Regions from separate parts of the Mus musculus genome. Here region 2 is linked to region 1. The links are chromatin loops, found by intact Hi-C in ENCODE. Cell type or tissue: left cerebral cortex. All regions are shown on one strand.

Evidence for each region. A loop is a pair of places that touch in the nucleus more often than their neighbours do. Peaks named below come from ENCODE experiments on the same cell type or tissue, not always from the same donor. Only the 100,000 strongest peaks of a DNase experiment are listed, where the experiment ranks them.
Region 2: a loop joins it to region 1, with 2.9 times the contacts of the local background. A loop is called at or near these places in 5 of 42 quality-filtered maps.

What each region holds. Positions count from the first base shown.
Region 1 is chr11:43,491,733-43,494,232 of GRCm38, reverse strand. No RefSeq gene overlaps it. Among named protein-coding and RNA genes, the nearest start is that of C1qtnf2, 19 kb to the right of the region's middle. In left cerebral cortex, CTCF peaks have their summits at 51 (motif pointing left) and 1,339 (motif pointing right); DNase peaks (open chromatin) are centred at 51 and 1,346.
Region 2 is chr11:43,746,643-43,749,142 of GRCm38, reverse strand. Ttc1 (tetratricopeptide repeat domain 1) reads left to right here and starts at 1,135. Exons shown (of 8, transcript NM_133795.2): 1 at 1,135-1,221. In left cerebral cortex, no CTCF peak of the experiment used is centred here; a DNase peak (open chromatin) is centred at 1,086; H3K4me3 peaks cover 1,369 bases; H3K27ac peaks cover 654 bases.

The DNA of each region.
Region 1 (2,500 bases):
GCAGAGGCCTGCTGGTTTTTCCAGCCCCCTGTGGCTTATTGGAGGTTTGTGCGGTAGGTGTGCTCCCTCTAGTGGCACAAGTAAGAATTACATGCAGCCCGGAAGCCGTTTCTTCCTATTATGGTGGGGGTGAAGAGTGGGGTGGGGATAGGAGAGAGTGGGTTGGGGCTGGGGGGCTGGGGAGCTGGGGAGGCTGGGGGGGTGGTTGTCAAGCCTCCAATGTAACTTTGATGCATTCTGTACTTGTAGAACCGACTCGCCCCCACCCCCGCACTGTCTCTCCTTTACCTCACCCTAATTCCAGCCCTGTCAATCCCAACTTTGACTTTTGCTCTTTGTTTTTGTATTAATCTTGATTTACTAACATTCTCTATTAAAATATTATCTGTATATATTATTGAGTCTTTGGTCATCTTTTAAAATTTGTGTCTGAGATGGGTGTCAGACTTCTCCCCTGCCATAATTTTGATCATCAACCTGCAGAGGAAAAGCCCTTATGTAAACGGAGTACAACACGCACTTGCCAGGGGAGACCTAAGGTCTGTCTGTCAGTGTGGGCTGGAAGCTCTCTGCACTGTCATGATCAGAGGTGGGGTTCTCCAGGCTGCTTCAGAAGGGGGTAGCTGCCCTTCAAAGAATGCACTGAACTGGGGTCTGGTGGCACAGGCCTTAATCCCAGCAGGCGGACTTCTTTGAGTTCCAGGCCAGCCCAGTTGACAGAGCAAGTTCCAGGACAGCAGGACTGCACAGAGAAACCCTGTCTCGAAAACCGTGAGGCGGGAAGCTGCTTTTCAAAGAGTGTATTGAAGGAGAGAGAGCCTTTGGATTAAAGGCTCACCAAGTTCTAGGTCTTCTTCAGTACCTACATAAAGGGAAGACCGCAAACAGGCCCAGCTTCTCAAGGCATTCAAGAAGCCACAGACAGGACTAGGAACGAGGGTCTTACCATGTAGCCCTAGCTAGCCTGGCATTTGTTATGTAGATCAGGCTATCCTCCAACTCACAGAGATTCACCTGCCTCTGCCTCCTGAGTGCTGGGATTCTCATCATCATGCCTGGTTTAAAAAAAATTTTTTTTTTAGAGAAAGGAAAAGAAAAAACTGTTTACAAATGAAGGTGCCAGTCCATCTCAGAGGCTGACCCTTCTGCGGGGACCCCGGGCAGAACCCCTGCCCACCTGTTGATCTGTTTGGGCCACAGAGTACTGCCTGGTTTCTAGACACTTACCCACCCCATTGCATTTGTGGTGGACTCAGTGAGAATGATTAAATAAACCTTATTTTGTTAGCACTGGGCCCACGCTTCCCAGGACCAGCCCATGCCCTACCTGTTGTTCCATGAGTATCCACCAGGGGGCAGTGAGCGCAAGCTGCTTGAATGTTTGACCCTATCAGATAGGAAAATCTCTAAGCGTTGATCATGGGCTTACCGCATTCTGGCATGGAGGCTTCTTTAGCCCTGTATTCTGAAAACACCTGACCAGGGTAGACTCATCTCAGTGCTATTCATTCCTGCCACCAGGCACGCAGTGAAACCCTGCTCTTCATCACCGACCGAGCAGTGGGCCAGCAAATAATAATAAAAAGCCTGGGTCCTTGATGAACAGCGCTTACATTCTGAGGAGGCTCAGGATTACCCCATTGTAATGTCATACTCCCTCTGCATACTGGTAAATTAATACTCTTTTTCTTTTTTCTTGAGAAAGTTTCACCCTTAGCCCAGACTGGCTTTGAACTCAATGCAATCCTCCTGCCTCAGCCAGCAGAATGCTGGAGTTACAGGCAGAAGCTAAAGCAGCTTTCTAATAGGAAGGAACATGATTATGAGGGTCTTTGTGATCTTCCACCCTCACAAGTCTCAAGTCTCTTCTTCTTAACTGCCCAATTCTTCTGGCTTCAGTCAGTTCCTAAAGAGCACCCAGCTCTTCCCTGTGTAGAGAGGGCATTTGTACCGGCGACCAGGTCATTTTGCTCGAAGAACATTCCTTTCAGGTTCTCCTGTTGCCCTGTGTCCTGCTTCAGAGCCCAGCTCCTCTGTGCACTCATGGGCTCTGATTTACAATTCTTTGACCTACGGATTTTTGACTTTGGAAGGTATAAATATAACACACGTTCAGCAGGAACTGCCTGGAATTTTGATCTTTCCCCTCACTGTCCCTGTGTAGGACATTGGCTTTTGCAACAGTGACAGTAGGCAACCTGTCAGGGTGAACAATTGCTCTTCTGTGTGCCATGTGGCTGGGCCCCAATGCTCACTTTTGAATGTATCTTTAACTGAGCAATATTTTAAAACTTATTGTGTTTTAAACGCAATCCCAACGGAAGCAGAGGAGTAGCTGTGTCCTGGTTGAAGGAATCTCAGAGAGCTATGAGAGATGGGGGTGGAGGGTGGGGTATGGGGGTGGGAGCAGGGGTCGGAAGAGTGGTAGTTGTCCCCCCACCCCCATCTATGTAGTGGTACAGGGTACACATGTAAGTCAAAATCCATGTTTTCCACGTAA
Region 2 (2,500 bases), 250 kb before region 1:
ATAGCTCCGGCTGTCCTCGAACTCACTCTTTAGACAAGGCTGGCCTCAACTCAGAAATCTGCCTGCCTCTGCCTCCCATGTGCTGGGATTAAAGGCAAGTGACACCACTGCCTAGCTTCTGTGTTAATTCTTAAAGTATCTACATTTAAAAACAAATAAATCAAAGGAACAGTATTTCTGTCTATGAAATTTTGTATAACTCTATGGAATTTTTTTAACTTTACTGTTATCTAATTAACTCTTCTGGTGTGCATGAGTGTTTGTTTACATGTATGCCTGTTTACCATGTGTGTGCCTGGTGGCCATGAAGTTCAGAAGAGGATCTTAAATGCCCTGGAACTGGAGTTAAAGTTGTGGTAAGCTGCTATGTGAGTACTGGGGATTGAACCCTGGTCCTCTGAAAGTGCAGTCATTGCTCTCAATTGCTAAGTCATGCTTCCTAGCCCCTTGTGGGAATTCATGACTGAGCCTAGGAGAGACTTAACCAGTCTTGATGAAAGGCTACTTTCCTTTCCGATGTCTTTTTAATTTTCTCCATCTTTGCTATCCTGTCACAAGAAGAATGGCATTGTTTCAATTTTTTGCAAATCTCTGATTTAATACAGGACAGGTGAAGGCCTGGAGGTCTAGCTCACAAATAGACGGACTTGCCTAACAGCTAGAATAATTCACCCCTTTTTGTATTCCTTCTGTTGCACTATATCAGAAGACAACCTCTGGAAAGCGCTGTACAGTCATGAGAAAATGAGTGGAAAAAGTGTGTAATATTTACTGTTTTGAAAACTGTTACTCTCCTAACAGAGCTCTTGAAAGGCACTTTGGAAACTACTGGAAAGAAATGTTTATTTAGGGACGAAGGATGTTTTCGGGTTCTTATGCACATTCCTAACATGAGGGACGCCAGAATAAAGACGTTTTTAAAGCCACAAGTAGTCGCGTTTGAAAAATTACTTTGTGCTAATTGGCAGGATTTGACATAACTCAAGATGACAGCTGAGGCTCATAGTACTGAGCCGTACAGTGACGTCACACAGCTACTTCCGCTCACTCTCTTCGAGTTGGCCACTACATTTCCCAGAATGCTTTGCCAGCAATGGCGCCATTGGCCAGCGCGGCCGGAAGTGCACCTGACTCAGGAGGAAGTAGAAGGACTCGGAGGCAGGAGCGGTGGAGAGAGGAGCTGGGAGGTTGTGAAGCCCATCGTGGGTCTCGCGGCGTTCGGTGAGGACTGTGGCCTGGGACAGGCGCGGGGTCGCGCGGGGAGGGGCTTTTCTAACCTTGACTCATAGCCGGGAGGGACGCGACACTCGAGTAAAAGCGAAGCCTGCGAGTCCTGACCCTCCCTTTTAACTTTTCCTTTTAACAGGCTAGGACGAATTCGGACTTTAACGCGACACTGGGTCATTGGCGTGGTTTTGCTGCGACCAGAGGGGTGGCAGGCACCGCAGAGGTTCTGACTCAGCTTCTAGAGCAGCAGTGGTTAATAGGATGAACGTAAAATCATCAGAGTCACTTTAAAAAAACAGAGATGCTCTGACCTGACTGCAGACCAATATTGTCAGGATCTGGGCAGCAGGGTTGCGCAGCGAGAGTTGAGAACCGGCTCTTCCAAGGCTGAGTTCTGAGTCCCTGGAGGATGCCTGTGAAAACATCTGCGCAAAGGCTCCCCTTCCAGAATTAGCTACCTAAGCTATACCGCTTGCATTTGCTTACGATGATAAGCACGATTTGGGCACAGATGCCATCTTGGGCTCCATAAGAAACTTATTCTTCGGCTCCCGGTGGCGATAGTGTCCCATTCGGACTTCATTGTTTCCTGTTGACAACTTGGTCATTTATTCTGAACAAAGATTAGAACTCTTTCTTTCTTTCTTTCTTTCTTTCTTTCTTTTTTTTTCCCCTGCAGCTGTTTTGGATTCTGTCTAATTTGTGCCATCCAGCAAGCTGCCGGACGTGGAAAAGTCACATTAAAATCAGTCTTTTCATTTAGGGTATGGATCGAGGGTGTGGTTCAGTTGTTTAAATGGCTTACATGTACCACAAAGTCTGAGATTCGGTCTCCAACACCAGTGGGAAGTGGGGATGTTAGTCTTGGTATAAGTCTGATACCATATTTGATCAGCAAGACTATCAGTTAAAATGATAATTGGCATTGAGTGTGAGTTTATTATACTCTAGTTTGGGGCTGGGGAGGGGCCTAATACAGGGTCTCATAGCCCAGGCTAGCCTCACATTTGCTGTGTAACCAAGGATGGCCTTGAACTTCTGATCTTTCTAACTACATCTCCCCAATGATGAGACTGCAGGAATGGGCCACCACAATTGGTGATATCCTGTTTTTAAAATGACTTCCTTGGACAGGCATGATCCATACTCCTTTAATCCAGCAATGGGGAGACAGAGGAGGGTGGATCTCTGAGATCAAGGCCAGCCTGATGAACAAAACAAGTTCCAGAACAGCCAGGGTCACACAGAGAAACCCTGTCTCAAAAAACAAAAA